Regions from separate parts of the Homo sapiens genome. Here regions 2 and 3 are each linked to region 1. Evidence: read pairs that join two places in POLR2A ChIA-PET (ENCODE). Cell type or tissue: OCI-LY7. All regions are shown on one strand.

Region 1 (8,000 bases):
CGTGCTTGACTCTGTGTCGGCTGCCTGCCGAGGACAGGAGCATGCCTCCCCTCCCCGCACCAGGCCAGAGCTCCCCTGCTGCCCCTTCCCCTCCCTGCCCTGCAGCTCCTTCAGAGCTGCCCCTCTCCCTAGCCCCCGCTGTCTGCACCGTGCCTTTTCTGAGGACTTGGCCTGCAGGGCAGTGTGACCCTAACAAAGCCCGGCTTTAAAAAATAAAATTATGCTGGGTGCAGTGGCTGATGCCTGTAATCCTAGTGCTTTGGGAGGCCGAGGTGGGAGGATTGCTTGAGGCCAAGAGTTTGAGACCAGCCTAGGCAACATAGGAAGACCCCGTCTCTACAAAAAATAAATAAATAAATTTACCAGGCATTGTGGCACAAACCTGTAGTCCTAGCTACTCGGGAGGCTAAGGTGGGAGAATTGTTTGAGTCCTGGAAATGGAGGCTTCGGTGAGCTATGTTTGTGCCAGTGCACTCCAGCCTGGGCCACAGAGTGAGGCCCTGTCTCTTAAAAAAAATAAAGAAATTTAATTTAATTATAGTCAGCCCTCCATATTTGTGGGTTCTACATCTGCAGATTCAATCAAATCTCGGATCAAAATGTACTTAGTCCTATGATGGTGTGTCCGTACTGAGCATGTACAGGTTTTTCTTTCTTGTCATTATTCTCTAAATAATAATACAGTTGTTATACAATAGTATAACAACTTCTCATATAGCATCTACATTTTATTAGGTATTATAAGTAATCTAGAGGTGATTTAAAGTGTATGGGAGGGTGTGTGTAGGTTACATGCAAATACCATGACATTTTATATCAGGGACTTGAGCAGCCATAGATTTTGCTGTGGAGGGGGCCCGGGAACCAATCCCTGGCACATACAGAGTCACGACTGTAAATAATAAAATAGATCTAATCAATAGCTTTAACAAAATTAATATGCACATAGTAAAAAAAATCATGTAGAGTAAAGAGCATACATCTCCTTCCTATTCCATCCCCCAGGCCCCAGAACACCAATACCCTGGCCCCCTAGGCAAGCGTGGATTCTGAGTTCCTTTGAATCCTTCCAGATAGAGGCTGTGTCTACAAGCCTCTATCTGGAGCACCCTTTTGTTTGGTATCCACAGCACCCTTTTGTTTTGTTTTGTTTTTCCCACAATCTGTAGCACCAGAACTGCTTTGTTGTTTTTGTTTGTTTTTGAGACGGAGCTTCACTCTGTCACCCCTGGAGTTCAATGGCGCGATCTCGACTGACTGCAATCTCCACCTCCTGGGTTCAAGCGATTCTCCTGTCTCAGCCTCCTGAATAGCTGGGATTACAGACGCCCTCCACCATGCCCGGCTAATTTTTTTGTATTTTTAGTAGAGATGGGGTTTCACCATGTTGGCCAGGCTGGTCTTGAGCTCCTGACCTCAAGTGATCTGCCTGCTTTGGCCTCCCAAAGTGCTGGGATTACAGGTGTGAGTTACCGCTCCTGGCAGAATTGTTTTATTTTAATTCAAATGTTATTCACATTGTCCTGGCCCCGATTTCTAATTTTTTACTTAATATATTTTGGGCATTGATTGATGTTCATATCGTTATGAATATATCTGGGTACTCCCTTTGGGGGCTGTGTCTTCAGTTGTTAACCAGCCCAGATCCTCGTTTGTTTCTGTTGTTTCTTATTTTTAGCAACTATAAATAAAGATGCAGTGAATATCCATAGATGTATGTCACTGAACACAAGTGTGAGTTTATCTGCATGTTACACTCCTGGCAGTGGAAATACCAAGCCAAATGGTAAATTTATACAGATAAAGGCAAGTCAGCCTTCAAAGAAGTTACTCCAAATCAGTCTCCTACCATCAAGGTGTGGGAATGCTTTTGATTCTTTGCCTTTCTGGTGAATGAAAACGGGAAATTATTGTGCATGTTTTTTTTTTTCTCTTTTCCCCACCCACTTCCCCCTTCAGATTATTTTAAGGAAATCTGAGATGTTGGATCATTTCTTTCATAAATGTTTTAGCATTTATAGCAAAAAGATAAGGGCTCTTTTAAAAAACATAATCTTGATACTATCATCACACCTAAAAAAGTGAATAACTTTGTTTATTTATTTTTATTTAGAGACAGGGTCTTACTACATTGCCCAGGCTGGTCTTGAACTCCTGGGCTCAAGCAATCCTCCTGCCTCAGCCTCCCGAAGTGTTGGGATTATAGGCACGAGCCACTGCACTGGGCCAAATGATAACTTTTTAGTGTTACTGAAGTTCAGTGTTCAAATTTCCCTGATTATCTTATACTTTAAAAATATTTTAGGCTGGGCGAGGTGGCTCAAGCCTGTAATCCCAGCACTTTGGGAGGCCGAGGTGGGGGGATCACCTGAGGTCAGGAGTTCGAGACCAGCCTGGCCAACATGCTGAAACCCTGTCTTTAATAGAAATACAAAAATTAGCTGGGCATGGTGGCGCATACCTGTAATGCCAGCTACTTGGGAGGCTGAGGCAGGAGAATTGCTTGAACCCAGGAGGTTGGAGGTTGCAGTGAGCCAAGATTGCACCACCATACTGCAGCCTGGGCAATAAGAGCAAAAACACCATCTTAAAAAAAAAAAAAAAAAAAAAAAAAAGCTGGGTGTGGTGGCTCACGCCTGTAATTCCAGCATTTTGGGAGGCCAAGGTGGGCAGATCACGAGGTCAGGAGTTCGAGACTAGTCTGGCCAATATGGTGAAACCCCCGTCTCTACTAAAAATACAAAAATTAGCCGGGCATGGTGGCGTGCACTTGTAGTCCTAGCTACCCGGGAGGCTGAGGCAGAAGAATCACTTGAACCCGGGAGGCGGAGGTTGCAGTGAGCCAAGACTGCACCACTGCACTCCAGCCTGGGTGACAGCGAGACTCCATCTCACAAAAATAAAATAAAATAAAATTTACAGTTTATTTGTATCAGACCCAGATAAGACAATTATTTATATGTCTCTTAAAGCTAACCTTTTGAACTTATGAAAAAATTTTAGGTTTTTATTATGGAAAATTTCAAATATAACCAAAGCTAGTTTTGGTTTATGTCTCATAGTTTTGATTTATATTTATTTTACTAGAGGACTGAACATCACTCACAGGTTTGAAACCTTTTGTATTTTCTGTGAACTGCCTGCTCATATCTTTTCCCCCTCTTTCCTATTTTGTTTTTTTGCCTTTTTCTTATTGATTTGTAAGAGCACTTCATGTATTAATGAAATTAGCTGTTATACGTGTTGCATGAAGGCATTTCTGGGTAAGGGAAGTCATAGAGCTTCCTCTTTTCTGAGTTCTTGTGCCATTTCCCGTCTGTCCTGCCCCACTGGAACTTGCTAGATTTCTCCTCTGGTCCTGGCGTTTAATAAACATGTTAGGAATGTCTTTAGGTTTGGTCCAGGCTCCCCATCAGGCTGTCGGCTGCTGATTGGCCCATTGACAGGAAGCCTCTGCTTCCCTCCGTGTTCTGAGGCCAGGGCAGGTCTTGCAGGAAGGGCTCAGAGAATGAGCGGTGAACTGAGACACAGCCACAGCTGCTAAACACATCGTCAGTGCTGAACGCCGTGCATTATGGAGGCTTCTTGGGGACTGTGTTTCCTGGGAGAGTGGGGCATGGCAACCATCTGTGGAATGGAATTAAATCCTAGCAACTGGCGGTTAAATTTGAAAATTGTGCCAGGACTTTTTGAAGGTCCTCCTGAGATCTTCAGAAGTCCCCAGCAGCACTTCATTTGGTTCCAGCAGTGAATTCGATGATCCCTGGAAGCCAGGTGCGGTCTCCTGGAAAACAGCCCCAGGCATATGTGTTCAGAGGCACCAGTCTTCTAGAATGGTGTGTGAGGAAGCACAGAAACGGCAGGGACTAGAAGGCTGAGCCCTGAAGACAGCACCCAGCTGGGGGTGGGGGGTGCGTACGCATGCGCCTGCCTACCCTAAAGATAAGGGAAGGAGAGGACAGTTTGAGCCCAACAAGGTCTGCCAAAGGACAGTCTGTCCAAGTCCCTTTCTGCCAGTGGGTAAAAGAGGAGGAGGTCTGTTTCATGCCTCCAGTTCCCCCAGCTCCGGGGGCAGCAGGACAGAGCCTGCAGAAGGATAAGGGGGAGCTGTCTGCCGAGCAGGGGATCTGGGCCACATTGATGACGCTGGTGATCATGGTGACAGCGGCAGTGAGCAGTTTTGATGAAGTGCCTCCCCCACGCCGGTGCTGGGCTGTGTGTTCTCCATGTGCTATGTCCTTACTGTTCAGAGGTCAAAGCTTGGTGTCCTGGAATCGCAAAATAATGAGCAGGTAGTAACTGAGAGGAGGGGCATGATGTAGACAAACAGTGGAACCACCACCTTAGGGTTGGGGAGACATTTGGGACAGCTGTGGTGCCCTGCTTAGAGGGGACTGCCCTAGCCGAGTTTTGCCATCTTGGCCTAGAGTTGCCAGATCTTCAGGTTTTTTTCTGTGTGTGTGTGTGTGTGTGTGTGTGTGTGTGTGTGTGTGTGTGTTTTTGCTGGGATTACAGGTGCCTGTCACCACGCCTGGCTAATTTTTGTATTTTTGTAGAGACAGGGTTTCACCCTGTTGGCCAGGCTGGTCTTGAACTCCTGACCTCATGTGATACACCCTCCTCGGCCTCCCAAAGTGCTGGGATTACAGGCGTGAGCTACCACGCCCCGCCATCCTCAGATTTTTAAAGAAAAGCTGGGAACTTAGATTTTTTTTTTTCTAGTGAGTTTATTAAGGTATAGTAATTACATAATAATTATGATGGTATAATTTACATATAATAAACTGCACATACACACAAACTATGCACATTTCAAATATATAGCTCCACAAATGTTTCCATCCATGTCACCATCACCACAATAAAAATGGGAAACAATTCTGTCACCCCAAAATGGATCCTGACTGTAAAAATCTCATAGATTTTAAAAGTTGGGAATAAATTGAAAAATTTAAACCTGGGTAACAAAGTGAGTACCTTGTCTCTATAAAACAACATCAACCAACAATTAGCTGGAGGTGGTGGCACGTGCCTGTAGTCCCAGCTACTCGTGAGGCTGAGGTGAGAGGATCACTTAATCCTGGAAGGTCGAGGCTGCAGTGAGCTGGGATCCAACCACTGCACTCCAGGCTGGACAACAGAGCGAGACTCTGTCTCAAAAAAAAAAAAAAAAAATTGCAAGCCCAACAAAATATGTCCTGAGCTGTTTTTGGCCTCTGGGCTTCTAATTAAGGGCTTCTGTGGCAAGGCAGGGGAAGGCCCTGGCTGGGCCCCCAGGTGTAAGGCACTCACTGATACAGCGGCCTCTCTTGCCTTGGCCACAGAAGCCCGGAGACTGGTGAGTGCCTTATGCCTGGGGGCCCAGCAAGGCTCTGGGCTGTGGCTGGCACTGCTGCTGTAACATGTGCCAGGATTCATCTTAGGGACTTCACGGAAGGGTCCAAACCCCAGAAGCACCATGCTCTTGCAAGAGGTCAGACCATCTGGAAATATTTGCTTGAGTGTGGACTAACTAAGCATACTGATGGCTCTGGGCTGTTTTATGGGTGAAAGCATGGGCAGGCCAGGCACTGGTCTGGTGTGGACCCTTTGGATTTAAGGAAAAGCTTCTGAGAGCTTCTCTGGGCCAGTTCCTTACACTGGGCTCATTTAACACTGATAGCTCTTGGTTCCTGGCAGGACAAAATTAGCAGAGCTATTGAGCACCCACTATGTGCTGGGCACACTTCTAGGACATTTGCACATTACTCCCAAATCCTCCTACTGACTCTACAAGGCTGATAACATGATTATCCCCATTTTACAGATGAGGAAAGTGAGATGCAGAGAATTTAAGGATCTTGGCCAAGTGGTGAAGGTGGGGTTCAAACCCAGCATGGCTGGCTCCAGAGTCCATGCCCCTGGCTACACTGCTACACTGTAAAGAGGTGACCATGGGATCCCCCAACCCAGCTCCCAGGCACACATTACTAATTGACCTTGGCACTGTTTCCCCCTAAGCATGGATTTGACTTCAGAATTCAACCGAAACCAATGCTGTAGTAGCCATGACCAGTTGATCTGGGTTGGCATATTGAGATTATTTTCCATCTCTGGCCGGGCGTGGTAGCTCACATCTGTAATCCCAGCACTTTGGGAGGCTGAGGAGGGAGAGTAGCTTGAGTCCAGGAGCTTGAGACCAGCCTGGCCAACATGGTGAAACCCTGTCTCTACTAAAAATACAAAAATTAGCCGGGCATGTTGGCCCATGCCTGTAGTCCCAGCTACTCGGGAGGCTGAACTGGGAGGGTCGTTTGAACCTGGGAGGCAGCGGTTGCAGTGAGCCGAGATTGTGCCACTGCACTGCAGCCTGGATGACAGAGCAAGACCTTGTCTCAAAAAAAAAAAAAAAAAATATATATATATATATGTATGTATATATATATATTTATGTATATATTTTTAAATGATTATTTTGCATCTGTAGTCTAAGTCCTTTGGGGTCCAGCCTATTTTGAACCCTGTATCGGGGGCTGGGTTCATCCCTTATGGGGAATATGGTGAAGCCCTGGAAAAGGAGGTGGTTCTGGGTGTGAAGCTGGGCGCCTCCTCTTTTAAATTTTATGACGTTGGGAAGGCCTCAGTGTCCTTCTCTCTAAAGTGATAATTGCAGTATCTACTCTCCAATGTTACTGTGAGACTGTGTGAAGTAATCTAAATGCCCTTATCTTAAACAAGGGGGAGGTGCTAAACAAATGTCTGTGGCCTGAATGGCAATGTTGATGATAATGATGACATTTTTTATGGTTGTTATTTTAGAATAAAGAGCGAGTGGAAGAAGAGGGAGGAAAACCAAAGCATGTGCTGAGCACCAGTGGGGTGCAGTCTGATGCCAGGGAGCCTGGGGAAGGTGAGTGGGACCCCATTTGCTTTATCTAACATTGCAGACACAACAGCTTCAGAATAAAGGCCCCAACAACACGGCCCACAGTATGATTCCTGGGCAACTGTCAAAGCTTCTTTTTTTCTTGTTTTTGCAGGGTTTTTTGTCATATATATCCCACCAGAGACACATAGTCAATTGCTGCATTTCAAAACCACCTGGAATACAGTTGACCCTTGAACACCTCGGGGTTGGGGAACTGACTTCCTGCACAGTTGAAAATTCAAGTATAATTTTTGAATCTTCCAAAATTTAACTACTAATAGCCTACTGTTGACTGGAAGTCTTGCTGATAACATAAATAAGCAATTAACACATGCTTGTTAAATATGGTATTCTTAGAGTAAGCTAAAGAAAAGAAAATGTTATTACGGTGATCACAAGGAAGATAAAATATATTCCCTATTCATTCAGTGGAAGTGGGTCTTCATTCTTGTCATTTTCACATTGAGTAGGCTGAGGAGGATGAGGAAGGTGAGGGGTTGGTCTTGTTGTCTTGGTGGCAGAGGAGGAAGAAAATCTACGTCTAAGTGAACCCGTGCAGTTCAAACCTGTGTTGCTCAAGGGCCAACTGTAGTACCTTTCTGTGCAGGCTATGCCACCAACTTGTTACTCAAATGCTTTAAATGTTTATGGATTACTTTCTTAACCTTTAATTTTCTTGTATAATTTTGCATGATATTTATGTGGTTCCAAAGTCAAATAGACAAAACAATGCGTATTAAGAGAAGTCTAGAGGCCAGGTGCAATGGTCCATTCCTGTAATCCTAGCAATTTGGGAGGCCAAGGCAGGAGTATCATTTGAGCCCAGGAGTTTGAGACCAGCCTGGGCAACATAGTGAGACTCCATCACTATGAAATTTTTTTTTACTTCAAAATAAGAGGCCGGGCACGGTGGCTCACACCTGTAATCCCAGCACTTTGGGAGGCTGAGGTGGGCAGATCAGCTGAGGTTAGGAGTTCGAGACCAGCCTGGCCAACATGGTGAAATACTGTCTCTACTAAAAATACAAAAATTAACTGGGCATGGTGGCATGTGCCTGTAATCCCAGCTACTCAGGAGGCTGAGGCAGGAGAA
Region 2 (8,000 bases), 130 kb before region 1:
GTTAATGGTGGTTATCTTTGAGTGGTGGGATTATTGGTAACTAATTTTTCTTTTTGTTTAATGTACTTTCAACGTTTTAAGAAATTTTTAAAATAATAAATAAATTTTAAAAAAGAAACCTAGAATGGTCATATGATCTAGCAATTCCATTTCTGGGTATATCACGAAAGAATTGAAAGCTGAGACTTGAACAGATAATTATAAACTAATGCTCATTATGGCATTATGGCAACTGCTAAAAGGTGGAAACAACCCAAATGTCCATTGACAGATGAATGGGTGAACAAAATGTGGTATATATACACAAGAAATATTAGTCAGGCCTGATGTGGTGGCTCACACCTGTAATACCAGTACTTTGGGAGGCTGAGGCAGGCGGATCACGAGGTCAGAAGTTCAAGACCAGCCTGGCCAACATGGTGAAACCTCGTCTCTACTAAAAATACAAAAATTAGCCAGGCATGGTAGCGCATGCCTGTAATCCCAGCTACTCGGGAGGCTGAGGCAGGAGAATTGCTTGAACTCGGGAGGTGGAGGTTGCAGTGAGCCAAGATTGTGCCACTGCACTCCAGCCTGGGCGACAGAGCAAGACTCTGTCTCAAAAAAAAAAAAAAAAAAGAAATATTAATCAGCCTTAAAAAGGAAGGAAATTGTGACACATACCACAACACAGATGAAACTTAAAGACATTATGTAAAGTGAAATACACCAGATATAAAAGGATAAGTATGTATGATTCCACTTATTTGAGGTACCCAGAATAGGCAAATACATAGAGACAGAAATTTAAATATAGGTTACCAGCCAGGTGTGGTGACTCACACCTGTAATCCCAGCACTTAGGGAGGCCACAGCAGACAGATCCCTTGAGCCCAGGAGTTTGATATCAGCCTGGGCAAAATAGTAAGAACCTATCTCTACCAAAAATAAAGTAAATAAATAATAAATTAAAATAGAGGTTACCAAGGGCTGGGGGGAGGCGGAATGGGGAGTTACTGTTTCTTGTGTTTTTTTTTTGTTTTTTTGTTTTTTTTTTTGAGACAGAGTCTCGCTCTGTCGCCCAGGCTGGAGTGCAGTGGCACAATCTGGGCTCACTGCAACCTCCGCCTCCTGGGTTCAAGTGATTCTCCTCCGTCCGAAGTAAATGGGACTACAGGTGCATGCCACCATGCCTGGGTAATTTTTTGTATTTTTAGTGGAGACGGGGTTTCACCATGTTAGCCAGGATGGTCTCCATCTCCTGAACTTGTGATCCGCCTGCCTCAGCCTCCCAAAGTGCTGGTATCACAGGCATGAGCCACCGCACCCTGCTGGGAGTTACTGTTTAATGAGTACATAGTTTCAGTTTGCAACATGAAAACGTTCTGGAGATGAACAGTGGTTATGGTTGCATAATGTGGATGTATATAATGTCACTGAACTGTACACCCCCAAATAGTTAAAATAGAAAATTTTATGTACATCTTACCATATTATAATATGAATAAGGATTTCCTGTGTGATGGAAGATAATTTAAAAAGAGAAAGAGTGTAAATCTTAGAGTGTTTGTGGCCTTTTTCAGAGATGGCGACTGAGCAGTTTCTGGGGGTGTTAGAAGGTATTTGGGTATTTGCTTGGAATCTCCCTCCAACTCCTACATTTTAGTTAGCTTTAATCCTTGTCCTTCGTGTTTTTCTTTTTTTTGAGATGGAGTCTCGCTCTGTCGCCCAGGCTGGAGTGCAGTGGCCCAATCTTGGCTTACTGCAAGCTCCGCCTCCCCGGTTCACGCCATTCTCCTGCCTTAGCCTCCCAAGTAGCTGGGACTACAGGTGCCGCCAACACACCCAGCTAATTTTTTGTATTTTTAGTAGAGATGGGGTTTCATCGTGTTAGCCAGGATGGTCTTGATCTCCTGACCTCATGATCTGCCCGCCTCAGCCTCCCAAAGTGCTGGGATGACAGGCATGAGCCACCACGCCTGGCCCATGTTTTTCTTTCTAAATGAAGGCCTCATTTTTTTTTGTTTGTTTGTTTTTACATAGAGACAAGTTTTTGCCATGTTGCCCAGGCTGGTCTTGAACTCCTGGACTCAAGGGATCCGCCCGCCTTTGCCTCCCAAAGTGCTGGGATTACAGGTGTGAGCCACTGTGCCCGGCCTTCTTTTTTTTTTTTTTTAATTTAAGTCAGGCTCAAGTTTTTAGGGGATGGTCAGGGAAATTTCGTTGAGATCCTACTTGCTCTGAGTCTCCTTGAAGCAAATCATTGCCTCTAACAAGCAAATATTAGTTTAGGTGAGCTAATAGCCGGGACACATGTATCCCAATGCTCTCACCATGACGTTCAAAGTGGATTAAAGATAAACTTATGATACTAAGCTAAGCTATACACAAACAAGGGACACATTCTTATGTAACTTACAGAGGTTAAAACTGAGTAAAGACATTTTACAAAAGTGGTGTTTACAATTCAGTACTGCATTGATAACATTTCAAAGCACTGGCAGGCACGTTTCGGTCTTGGCAGTGCACTCAACCAAATCCAGGTGGTTTCGGAGAATGAGGAGAGGCTGGAAGAGCTGTAGCGAATGAACAATTGTATAAGCTTCATGAGCAAATAAAACCTTTCATTCAGAGGGTGTTTGTTGTTCCATATTCCTTGATTTCTTGCTTCCTGATCTTTAGGGATCTGAGGACTCTTATTTGCGCCATGGAAGACATATGGAAACAATTTCAGAAACACCCCAAGGGACTAATAGAATCCTTATCTGCAAACTCAAGTGATTTCAGCTGTTGAATGTGCTAAAACACAGACAAAATATTAAGCAATGGCTCAAATCAGTATTTCCAAAAGGTTTACTTATCTAGTTTTCCTAGATATTTTCATAAAGCCACAGAATTTTTCAACTAGAGAAGCTCACAAAATAGTTTTGGGACCTAGAAACAGGAGAAAAAAATAATCATACAATACCATAAGCCCTATGCTTTGTAGTTCTCATTTATTCTTTTTGTTTTTGTTATTTTTGAGACACAGTCTCACTGTGTCGCTCAGGTTGGAATGCGATGGTGCGATCTCGGCTCATTGCAACCTCTGCCTCCTGGAGTCAGGTGATTCTCCTGCCTCAGCCTCCTGAGTAGTTGGGATTACAGGTGCCCACCACCATGCCCAGCTAATTTTTGTGTTCTTTCAATAGAGACGGGGTTTCACCATGTTGGCCAGGCTGGTCTCGAACTCCTGACCTTAAGTGATCCACCCACCTCGGCCTCCCAAAGTGCTGGGATTATAGGCGTGAGCCACTGCGCCCGGCCTATACTTTTATTTTTTTGAATTCTAGTTTTTTTGGTATCTTTTCTTTTCTTTGCTTTCTTTTTTTCTTTTTCTTTTTGTTTTAGATGGAGTCTTGCTCTGTTGCCTAGGCTGGAGTGCAGTGGCATGATCTCGGCTCACTGCAACCTCCGCCTCCCGGGTCAAGCAATTCTCCTGCCTCAGCCTCTTGAGTAGCTGGGATTATAGGCACGCACCACCACATCCAGCTAATTTTTGTATTTTTAGTAGAGACAGGGTTTCACCATGTTGGCCAGGCTGGTCTTGAATTCCTGACCTCGTGATCCACCCGCCTCGGCTGCCCGAAGTGCTGGGATTACAGGCGTGAACCACTGCACCCGGCCTCTATTTTTTGTTTTTTTTTAGAGGTAGGGTCTTGCTCTGTTGCCCAGGCTGGAGCAGTGACATGATCCTGGCTCCCTGCAGCCTCGAACTCCTGGGCCCAAGCAATTCTCCTATCTCAGCCTCCTGAGTAGCTGGCACTATAGGAGTTTGCCACCATACCTGGCTGATTTTTTATGTTTAATTTTTAGAGACAGGGTCTTGCCATGTTGCCCAGGTTGGTTTCAAACTCCTAGGCTCAAGTGATACTCCCGCCTCAGTCTCCTAAAGTGTGAATTCTAGTTCTTATTCATTCTTCAGAAGAAACGGGCAGAACTATTTACCTAGAGTATTATCTATGATTTGGGTTTAGCACCAGGTAGGCCTGGCACAAAGCTTTCTTTTTTTTTTTTTTCCTTCAACTTTTATTTTAAGTTCTGGGGTACATGTGCAGGACGTGCAGGTTTGTTATATAGGTAAACATGTGCCATGGTTGTTTGCTGCACAGATCAACCCATCACCTAGGTGTTAAGCCCAGCATCCATTAGCTATTCCTCCTTATGCTCTCTTTCCATCCCACCCCCAGCTTTATTAATAATAATATTATATAACATTTATAGGTAATATTTATTAGACTTTTAAAATATATTTTCTTAATAGAAATGGGGTTTTGCCATGTTGCCCAGGCTGGTCTCAAACTCCTGAGCTTTAAGCCATCCTCCTGCCTTGGCCTCCCAAAGTGCTGGGATTACATACAGGCATTGAGCCACTGCACCTGGACTTTTGGACTTTTTTTTTTTTTTTTTTGAGACAGTCGTGCTCTGTTGCCCAGGCTGGAGTGCAATGGCATGATCTTGGTTCACTGCAGCCTCCACCTCCCCAGTTGAAGCGATTCTTTTGTTTGTTTGTTTGTGTTTGAGATGGAGTCTGGCTCTGTCGCCCAGGATGGAGTGCAGTGACGCAATCTGGGCTCACTGAAGGCTCCGCCTCCCGGGTTCACGCCATTCTCCTGCCTCAGCCTCCCGAGTAGCTAGGACTACAGGCGCCTGCCACGACGCCTGGCTAATTTTTTTGTATTTTTAGTAGAGATGGGGTTTCACCTTGTTTGCCAGGATGGTCTCCATCTCCTGACCTCGTGATCCGCCCGTCTCGGCCTCCCAAAGTGCTGGGATTACAGGCGTGAGCCACCGCGCCCGGCCTGAAGCGATTCTTGTGTCTCAGCCTCCCAAGTAGCTGGGATTACAGGTGCCCTGACACCATGCCTGGCTAATTTTGGTATTTTTAGCAGAGATGGAGTCTCGCCATGTTGGCCAGGCTGGTCTCAAACTCCTGACCTCAAGTGGTCCACCCTCCTCGGCCTCCCAAAGTGCTGGGATTATATACAGGCATTGAGCCACCACACCCAGCCTTATTGGATATTTTTAATGTGCTGGATACTGCCCCAAGTGCTTTAATGCATCATCTCATAGATGCCTTAGAAGAACCCTATGACATACCACCGTTATCGCCATTATACAGATAGGAAAACTGATGTTCAGAGAGGTTGGGCTACTTATCAAGATTACATAGCTAGACTGGGCACAGTGGCTCATGTCTGTAATCCCAGCACTTTGGGAGGCTTGAGCCCAGGAGTTCGAGACCAGCATGGGCAACATAGCAAGACCTCATCTCTACCAAAACATAAAAAAATTAGCCGACATGATGGCATACACTTGTGGTCCCAGCTTCTTAGGGGCCTGAGGTGGGAGGATACCCTTGAGCCTGGGAGGCCGAAGCTGCAGTGAGCTGTGATCATGCCACTGTACTTCAGCCTGGGCAACAGAGCAAAAAAAAAAAAAAAAAAAAAAAAAAATCACATAGCTAGGGTGGCAAAGCTAAGACTTGAACTTAGGACTCCATGGGTTCAGTGCTCAGTCTCACAAGACTGCCCCCACTTCAGACACCAGCCACAAGTGGGGTCCCCAGGGCACCCACACTTCTGCCCAGCTGGTTAAAAATTCGGGAGTTCCCATGACTTACCCCCTGTATTCAATAATTCACTAGAATTACTCACACAACTCAGGAAAGTGCTATAATCATTATTACAGTTTTGTTTTAAAGAATAAAACAAGAACAGCCAAAGAACAAGGCGTGGGAGGCTGGGAGGGGCACAGAGCTTCCATGCCCTCTCTTGAGCATGCCACCCTCCCACTACATTGATGTGTTCAGCATCCCCTAAGTATAGTTACAAACAGAAATTACAGTAATACTGGTTTTCATATTTGTCTATTTACCTTTGCTATGGAAATTTATATTTTCATGTGGCTTTGAGTTACTGTCTGGTGTCATCGCATTTCAACTTGAAGGATTCCCTTTAGCATTTCTTGTAGGGTGAGTCTAGTGATAACAAATTTCCTCAGCTTTTGTTTATTTAGAAATGTCTATTTTCTCCTTTGTGTTTCATTTTTAATATTATTATTTATTTATTTATTTATTTATTTTTGAGACAAAGTCTCACTCTGTCGCCCAGTGGTGCGATCTCGGCTCTCCCAAATTCAAGCGATTCTCCTGCTTCAGCCTCCCGATTAGCTGGGATTACAGGCATCTGCTACCACGCCTGGCTAATTTTTTGTATTTTCAGCAGAGACAGGGTTTCATCATGTTGTCCAGGCTGGTCTCGTCCTGACCTCAGGTGATCCGCCCACCTTGGCCTCCCAAAGTGCTGGGATTACAGGCGTGAGCCACTGTATCCGGCCAATTATTATTATTATTTTTTAGAGACGGTGTCTCACCATGTTGTCCAAGCTGGTCTTGAACTCCTGGGCTCAAGTAATCCACCTGCCTCAGTCTCCCAAAATGCTGGGATTACACGTGTGAGTTACTGTGCCCAGTCTCTTCTTTGTTTTTGAAGAACAGTTTTGCTGGGTGTAGAATTATCAGTGACAGGTTTTCTCTTTCAGCACCTTACATACAATTGTGTGCCATATAACAACGTTTCAATGACAGAGCATGTATACAATGGTGATCTCATAAGATTATAATACCATATTTTTACTTTGCAAAAGAGAAACACTCCGTCTCAAAAAAAAAAAACAACTTACTTTTCTTCCCAGTCTCAGGTATGTCTTTATCAGCAGCATGAAAATGGACTAATACAGTAAATTGGTACCAGTAGAGTGGGGCGTTGCTGAAAAGATACCCGAAAATGTGAAAGCAACTTCGGAACTGGGTAACAGGCAGAGGTTGGAACAGTTTGGAGGGCTCAGAAGAAGAAAGGAAAATGTGGGAAAGTTTGGAGCTTCCTAGAAACTTGTTGAATGGCTTTGACCAAAAGCCTGATAGCAATATGGACAATAAGGTCCAGGCTGAGGTGGTCTCAGATGGAGATGAGAAACTTGTTGGGAACTGGAGCAAAGGTGACTCTCGTTATGTTTTAGCAAAGAGACTGGCGGCATTTTGCCCCTGCCCTAGAGATTTGTGGAACTTTGAACTCCAAAGAGAGATGATTTAGGGTATCTGGCAGAAGAATTTTCTAAGCAGCAAAGCATTCAAGAAGTGAGATGGGTTCTGTTAAAGGCATTCAGTTTTATAGTGGAAGCAGAGCATTCAAGTTTGGAAAATTTGCAGTGACCATGTAATAGAAAAGAAAAACCCATTTTCCAAGGAGAAATTCAAGCCGGCTGCAGAAATTTGCATAAGTAAGTAGGAGCCAAACGTTAACCCCCAAGACAATGCGGAACATGTCTCCAGGGCATGTCAGAGGCCTTCATGGAAGCCCCTCCCATCACAGGCCCGGAGGGCTAGGAGAAAATGGTTTGGTGGGCCAGGCCCAGGGTCCCCGTGCTGTGTGCAGACTAGGGACTTGGTGCCCTGCGTCCCAGCGTGGCTGAAAGGGGCCAACATAGAGCCAGATTCCAGGACAGGAGAGGAGGATAGGCTTTTTTTTTTTTGAGACAGAGTTTCGCTCTTGTTGCCCAGGCTGGAGTGCAATGGTGTTTTCTCGGCTCATTGCAACCTCTACCTCCCTGGTCCAAGCAATTCTCCTGCCTCAGCCTCCTGAGTAACCGGGATTACAGGCATGAGCCACCACACCTGGCTAATTTTGTATTTTTAGTAGAGACGGGGTTTCTCCATGTTGGTCAGACTGGTCTTGATCTCCCGACCTTAGGTAATTGGCCTGCCTCACCCTCCCAAAGTGCTGGGGTTACAGGCATGAGCCACCACACCCAGCCAAGGATAGGCTTTTGAGGACTGTTTGTGATAGATGATACGGCAGTGATGCAAGCAAGCCCCAGACAGATGAGGCCAGGGGCTGCTGGCCACAGGCTCCTTCCCTACAAGTGCAAAGAAAAGTGCCAGCTCATAAGCTGGGGATGAGCTGGATGTGTTCATCTAGCTG
Region 3 (8,000 bases), 740 kb before region 1:
TAGTTAAAAAGATTTGAATATACTATACATAGATTCAGCACTGTGAGCATCTTCAAGATGACTGATATCTCTTTGAGAACAAAAGAAACAAAACTTAAACCATGATTTATTTTCTGCACAGTTCCACCATACACCGAAATTTAAAATATTATGGAATAAATGTGCTCTCAATGGAGGAATAAATAAATAAATTATGACACCTTCATTCAATGAAGTATGTTAAGACAGTTTAAGGAATAAGGTAGTTCTATATGATTATGAAAGACTAAATACAGTGTGGAAAAGTAATGTTACAGAAGAAAAGATGTTTAGCATGATCCTAGGTGTTGAAAAGCTAAGCAACAATAACTATATATGTATAACATTTGAAATGTACATGCATATATAGATAACTAAGTACTTTAAAATGCCTAGAAGGATACACACCACATTGTTAAAAATGATTACCACTAGGGAAAGGAGTGTGATTTTTATTCTTTATAGTTCTGATTGTAAAAATGCTATATGAAAATATTATATGCATTTACTACTTGTGCAATTTTTTAAATGGAAAAAGGAAATTTGAATGCCTAACTACTTATGCATTGCACAAGATAGTTTATATACATTATTCCATCCCATCATCCTGACAAAGCTGTGAGACTGGTATCTCTAGATAAATAAATGACAATGGCTTTGTCATACCACATGGAGGCACAGAGAAGTTATTAAATGGCAGTCTGAATTTGAAAACAGGGCTCTGTGAAGACAAACTGTACATGTGCACTTTTCCTTATACTATGAAACCTCACCAAAAAAAATGCTTCACTGAGAAGCATTGAGCCTTTAATCCTTGCTTTCACTTTCTGCTTTAAACAGGAGATTGCTCCAAAATTATTTGTATATGCATACATACATATATACATACTTTTATTTAACAACTCCTATTTATTATTATACTTCATTTGAACCCTCAAGATTTAGAGTCTACGTTTCTCCATGATGGATAGCAAGGTGGGTAAGAAACATATTTCACATGTAAAATAAGAAATGGCAAATATGAAATAATATAACTTCATAAAAAGGAAGCAAAATTTGCCTATTCAACTTATCCAAATAATATGTGAAAAGCCCATTCCACCATTCCCATTTTATTTTTAATAAAAAGGTATTAAGTTCTTCCAGTGACCTTTAGAGAAAGAACATGGCCTATAAAATCTATTTCAGGATATTAAACCTGGTTGATGTTTCATGTGTTGACCTTATGAATAGCAATCACTCAACTAGCTATTTCATTTTCCTTTCTTATTTATACTACCTTCCCATAATATACTATGATTTTGTATGATTTCTGTGAGGTCAGAGCTGTATTCTGACAATTCTAATCTTTCTATAAAGTTTTGGAACTCCTTTTTAGGAAACAAATGCATTTAGAAGTGGTTATTTAATGTTATAAATGGCAATTGTTTTATTCACCAAAGTAACCCCAGTGCCAACAGTGCCTGGCACATAGTGAGTGCTTAATAAGTATTTACTAACAAAATGAAATTACTATACTCTGATGTCTAAACCTTACCAAAAGTTACTGTGACTCAGCCACAATGAATAAGGTGACGAATCAGTGCAGATGAAGTGAAGACTCACTCATCAATAACCTTAACTATAACTATAAGGTAATTCATTGTTCTCTTCTATTGAGTGTGTTCTATTCTATTCTCTTATGTTCTGTTATTCTATTGCTTATAAACGGAGATGGGAATGATATAAAAAGATGATTAAAAAACGATTTGACCAATGGCAGCACCACTAGAATAAACGTATGTAGCCTTACAAGTGGATCACTTTATAGAGAATAATACTAATCTGAACACATAATAAGATTTCTCAAGAGAAACTCAGGGTCATTATTTCATACTTATACTACAAGTAAAAATTTAAAATTCCAAACTTCTAAGGCTTAAATGACAGAGTCTTAGTTCACCATATTAACTGAATTATATGGAGGGGAAAAGAACTTCACTATATACTACTTTAAATCTTTACAGAAAGAGCCAGGTGTGGTGGCTCACACCCATAATACCAGTACTTTGGGAGGCCGAGGCAGGTGGATCACCTGAGGTCAGGAGTTTGAGACCAGCATGGCCAACATAGTGAAACCGCGTCTCTACTAAAAATACAAAAAATACAAAGCTTAGCTGGGTGTGGTGGTGGGCGCCTGTAATCCCAGCTACTCGGGAGGCTGAGGCATGAGAATCGCTTGAACCCAGGAGGTGGAGGTTGCAGTGAGCTGAGATCACGCCACTGCACTCCAGCCAGGGTGACAGAATGAGACTCTGTCTCCAAAAAAAAAAAAAAAAAAAAAGAAATTATTTAATAGGCCAGGCATGGTGGTTCACACCTATAATCTCAGTACTTTGGGAGGCCAAGGTGGGTGGGTCATTTAAACCCAGGAACTCCAGACCAGCCTGGACAACATGGCAAAACCCCATCTCTCCTAAAAATACAAAATTTAGTCAGGCATGGTGGTGTGTGCCTGCAATCCCAGTTACATGGGAGGCTGAGGTGGGAGAATCGCTTGAGCCCAGGAGGCAGAGGTTGCAGTGAGCGGAGATCACTGCCACTGCACTCTAGCCTGGGTGATAAAGTCAGAACCTATCTCAAAAAAAAAATTAATTGTATTATGTCTTGTTATTATACTGATAAAGATGTTATATTAGGCATTTTATTGTGTCATACATTATTCTACGCAAGTCGTACAGAAGTAATACTTTCAAGTCATTCAGCATTTTGAAAAATAGACCCAAACCATTTCCACTTCTCATTTACACTTTGATGAAGCCTGTTCTATATTCTTGTCTTGGCAAAATTCAGCAGTACATTTAATGTGAATGTTACTACTACAATTAGAAATTGTATAGAAATTATAATCTGTATAATTAAAATGAATATGGGAAGTCTTGAATGTTAGCAGGAAAAAACACAATAAACTATAAATTAGCAAAGTAAGCTGACTGTAAATAAAAACCAGAATAAAACTAGATATACTTCTGAAGGACAGTACAGAGTTTGTAGGTAATGAATGCTAGTTAATTTTCTTCCAATAGAAACACACTGAAGTTTTGTTTATTGGCTAAGTGAAACAAGGAAGAGATGGCATTAGCCTTTCCCACACTATACTTACGTACAACCCCTAGACTTCAGTGATTTGCTCCAATGCTGTCCTGAGAATCCGTCTAAGGAAGTGCCTTGCAAAGACCTACCTATAGTATAATCGTTAACTGACCAAACTTTCTCATACGGAATCCAAGCCACATTTTTCACAAGCCAGCTTTCATTCTTTAGTGAATAAGGTTAAACCCAATGTTAAATCAAGTAAAAGAGAGAAACTGCCTTCCCCTACCCCAGCCCTCAGAGTATCAACAAACTGCTGGAGGGGAGAACGTCTTCATAGCTAAAAGGTCACAGAAGGTCTTCATAGCTAAAAGGTCATGGAAGGTCTTCATAGCTAAAAGGTCATGGAAACAACAAGCGTTTTGAAAACAGGAAGAACTGGGCTGCAATCACAGCTGTATCACTTTGTAACTTTCAAGACCTGGGCTCTCTCTGAGCTAGGTCTTCTCATCTGAAAAGTGGAGAAAATTATATAACCTCACAGGGATGTTGTGAGGCTTAAGTGAAATATTTTAAATAAAGCAACACACAGTGCATATTAAATACGAATTGTCTTCTCTTCTTTGCCTTAAATTTTGTCATCTACTTCAGCACTTAGGACAGGACTGGGGCACAATGTGGGAAACCAATGGTTTCTGGATTAATTGGCTTTGTCAGGTTAATGTCAGAATCCTCTTGATCAATCCAAGAATGGATGACCCACATAATGATTTTTAAATCAGCAAATTAAATAATCAGTAATTTTTAAAAACAGAAAAAGACAACTAAGTGAAATAATGTGAAGTTAAAGCAGCCTTGGGCTGCAATGGGTAGTTTAGTGATTATGAGCAGGAGCTGCAGAAAACCAAGATTACCACTTTTTCTAACCATGCCAGAGGGAAGAGCATTAATTATGTCAGATGAGGGATAAAAGCGCCAATAAAATATGACCCTGTGCTACACAGGAGTGATGCTAATAAGTCTTCAAGAAAAATTTCATAACCAAAATGAATGATCATTTCTGAAGCATGACTATTCAGAGCTAACCTTAATTTCACGAAAAGTCACTAACAACCGTCATGCCTAACTAAAGCTAGTTGTCAAACATCCCAGAAAACCATGCTGTCTCTGTGGGAGACAAAGCAAACTCACGACCCTTGGGAGAGGAACCAAATATCTCATAGAGAAGTATAAAATGAGTACGAAGTTGTCACATCCACATTATAATGAAGACATCAAAATGTAAATTAATCTACTTTCTAATAAATACATTTAAAATTACAGAACTGGAAAGCTATAATAGGCATTCTTTAAGTTCTAATTCATCATTCAATATGCTATTCAGACCATCTAGTTTGGCTTAAAATTTTTTTCATGTCTATTCTAAGTGTAGCTTAACTTTACCATATTTTTATGGACTATTAGTTTTTTATGTAATACGAAACTGAAAGAATGTGACTATGGGTGAACATTACGTCTATTAAAATTTTGCAGTACTTTAATTTGCATTATAATTTAGTTATAAGAATTTTATTGCAGCAAAAAATTGAAATGAAAACTGGAGTTATGACAATGGATATTGAAGGTACTCAGCTTATACTACAGCAAATGAAACTAAACTACTTCTGTAACATGAAACTACAATGGAAATCAGCCTTGAACTTGTCAGTTTTTTGTAGTTAGTTTGAAGACTGTTTGCTGTTTCCTCTACTTTTCAAAGAAAATTATATTTCTTGAAGCACCTACCACTATTTTTACGGTCATTCCATAATATTGTTGAATCTTACAAGGATACTTAGGAAAAAAAGAACTTCTAAAGCCAGTGTTTAATACTATTGTTCTCTTTTAAATTATAAGCTGCATGAAATATGAAAGAGGCTGGAAGGAACCCAATCCCACCAGCATCAGAAAGAGCCTCCACAAAGACCTTTAAGCAATTAGCACATCAGTTTCTCAAAGATACACATGTGGAAAAATAAACTGGACTCGGGCGGAAATCAGCTTAACTTCTAGTGCTAACCAGTTATACCTCTGATTTCCATTCAATTGGTTAGGCAACTCTCTGAAAATGGAGGCAGTCATTACATCCTGAAGCAGAGCTCCCTACTGAAAGGAGAACTACATGATCCTCAGGACACAGAAGGGATCACTAATTACTGTAGTCATGAACGATAAACAGATGAGACAGGAGATGTATATATATATACTCATTTCCAAGAGCAACAGTTGGAAATTTTAACGTTTATAGCAATGTACAGCAATGGCCTCAACATGGAACCCTGAAGTGGGTTCAGATGAGTAAAAGGATCTGGGCCAGGTAAATCCAGGCCAGAAGTCAGAACCTGGAGTACACCAGCAAACTGACAGAAGCAGAGTGCCATACCAGTGAAAGGAAGCTGCAAAAACAGCCATGGATCACACCCAGGAACTGTGGGGTTATGCCCAGTGGGAATCAGGGATGCAGATAATGACATATTTATTCAAAGACTAAGTTCAAGTTTGGAATATGAGGATGCTTAATTCAGAGCCCAAGATCTGCAATCTGAATTAGAAGACAAAGAAGAGATGAAGATGGCACAAAGGACTGCTGCTCAACAAATATGATGCTGTAGATAGACTTCTGCTCTTCAAAGTGCAGGCCATCCACAGGCAGCAAGGGCCTCACCTGGGAGCTTGTTAGAATAGCAGTTTCTCAGGCCCTATCCCAAACCCGCTTAACTGGATCTGAATTTAATTAGATCCAAGGCTCTACAGTGATAGTACTACTATCTTGCGAAAAAAAAAAAAATGAGAGAGAAGAGGGGAGGGAAGAAGAGAGGGTGTGAGATGTTGAAGATGCCAGAGATCAAAATTAGACAGCAGCTTTGTTGTCTTAGGAAAATCTAGCTCTACAATCCCTAGAAAGTAAGATCATGAACCAACTAAAACAGCTTAAATATCAAAACTAACATCTTGTTCATCAAAGCTTGCTTTAAGATCTTTGCATCACCGTACTGACAAATCCAAAGCTATTATCTCATCAGCTCAACTCTCACAATCACAATCAGTTCTCCACCTTGTAAGATCTACCTTGAAATCATCCAGCCTCGGCCCTAAAACCGTATAAGTACTTTCCCCTAACTCCCCCGACAGTCAATGATTGAGTGCCATAATATTTTGAAGCAGAAAAAAATATTAACAAGTATCTGGTCTAAGTCCCTTATTTCGTGGAAGGAATTCACAACTTGCTCAAGGATGCAGAGCTTGTTAAGCATAAAACCAACACCAAAAACAAGATCTCCAGACTCTATTCAGGGATCTGATATTTTTAAAATACATTCATTATTTTGGTCTGTTTATTCTGGACAAGGTCATTTCTTTATGCTACTGTAATTCACCAGTGTGCCCAGAACACCATGCTTAGTGGGTGCTGTCAATATGCAACATGCCAGAATGAATATAAACACATAAATTTAATTTTAACCAAAGAGCTCAAAAAGGTTAAGAATAATATCATTATAGTATGATTATCAGCATCCTAATAAGAACTAACAATATCAGAGCATTTACCACACGCAAAGTACTGTTGAGAGCTATTTACATATGATTTCATTTAATCCTCACAATAACTCTCCTAATAATAATGGTACTATCATTATCATTCTAAAGATTTTTTTTTAAATGGGGTTTAGTAACTTAACCAAGGTCACACTGGTAGCAAGTGGAAGACCTAGGATTTAAACACTGAAATATGCTTTGTTTCTTTTTTTCAGGTAAAGCAAAAAAAAAAAAAAAAAAAAATTTCACAGCAATATATAACCTGCTTCCAAGGTAACATTTAAATCAGAAATACTGCTTTAATGACAATTTTCCCCAAAATATGAAGGGGTTTCTAAGCAATTCTGGTATTGGTCGCTGCACTCTGTCCATGTCAGCCATGTAAATGAACCATTTCAGCTGTCATGTTACTTGACGCATCTGTCCTTTACCTAGATTTCACTTCTTTCTATTTCCATTTCAATACCATATTAGTTGAAGACAACTGCAGTTCACAAGAATAAAAATAACTCTCATCTTGTAAATTAAATACATGATAATTGCTAGACTCTGCTTTAAAGAGGTCTAAGGTAAAAACATAGATTTTTTTCTCTAGTGCATTATTTAGCACTATGTTCAAGACTTTTCCAGAAATAGATGTTATATCACTTCTTATTCTGAAACTTACTCTAGATGGCAAGATTTAGGAAGCTTTTCTCTATTTTATTTAAAAGTATATAATTTTCTCTTTCTTTACCATATTCCTGAAATTTAAATGGTTAAGTTCAAATTCCTCGGTATCTTAGGTAAAGTTCACACTATGACACACAAGGCCTATTAAATAGCACTGACTCACCCTATGCATGAAGGAATAAACATGCTACTGGTGACTTACATTTGGATTACAATGTAGATGAATAATCTATGTGATTTCTTCCATTTTCTCTTCAGGGAAAGAAAAAATCAGTACACAGAGATAGCTCAAAGTTTGTATACAAGGGGTAAAAGCAGTCAGAGCCATGTAGTTTGGCCTTGGAGATGCTGTCCACAGTTTAATAGAAAAATCAAAAGTGCCCTCACCACGTCATAAAGCTATTATAAACCTAGGTCAGTATTTTGTTATATTTATTACATTTATTTTATGAGTCTGAATTTTGAAACTTTTCGGACTTGACCAGTAGAAGACTTTTTTTTACTATGAAAATATGTTCTTATTCAAAACCTGCAGGAAAATAAATAAACTGAATTTTATTCACCAAGTAAAAAGTTTAAATTATTAGACAACACATAGTGCTGGAAAGTTCATTCTGAACCAAAACTGTACTAATCTTCGAACATGATTAATTAATTCATTC

The links. ChIA-PET counts read pairs that join two places held together with the same protein. Peaks named below come from ENCODE experiments on the same cell type or tissue, not always from the same donor. Only the 100,000 strongest peaks of a DNase experiment are listed, where the experiment ranks them.
Region 2: POLR2A ChIA-PET joins it to region 1 with 5 read pairs; 3 of 35 experiments call an interaction of 5 or more read pairs at or near these places.
Region 3: POLR2A ChIA-PET joins it to region 1 with 5 read pairs; 1 of 35 experiments calls an interaction of 5 or more read pairs at or near these places.

What each region holds. Positions count from the first base shown.
Region 1 is chr16:46,738,946-46,746,945 of GRCh38, reverse strand. It overlaps MYLK3 (myosin light chain kinase 3), which reads left to right. Exons shown (of 13, transcript NM_182493.3): 2 at 6,799-6,889. Among named protein-coding and RNA genes, the nearest start is that of MYLK3, 5.4 kb to the left of the region's middle. RefSeq lists an enhancer at 3,562-3,611. In OCI-LY7, no CTCF peak of the experiment used is centred here; DNase peaks (open chromatin) are centred at 3,495 and 3,895; H3K4me3 peaks cover 1,353 bases; H3K27ac peaks cover 1,487 bases.
Region 2 is chr16:46,871,166-46,879,165 of GRCh38, reverse strand. No RefSeq gene overlaps it. Among named protein-coding and RNA genes, the nearest start is that of GPT2, 9.2 kb to the left of the region's middle. In OCI-LY7, no CTCF peak of the experiment used is centred here; no DNase peak of the experiment used is centred here.
Region 3 is chr16:47,477,376-47,485,375 of GRCh38, reverse strand. The region is part of intron 1 of PHKB (phosphorylase kinase regulatory subunit beta); the gene reads right to left. Among named protein-coding and RNA genes, the nearest start is that of PHKB, 20 kb to the right of the region's middle. In OCI-LY7, no CTCF peak of the experiment used is centred here; a DNase peak (open chromatin) is centred at 3,525.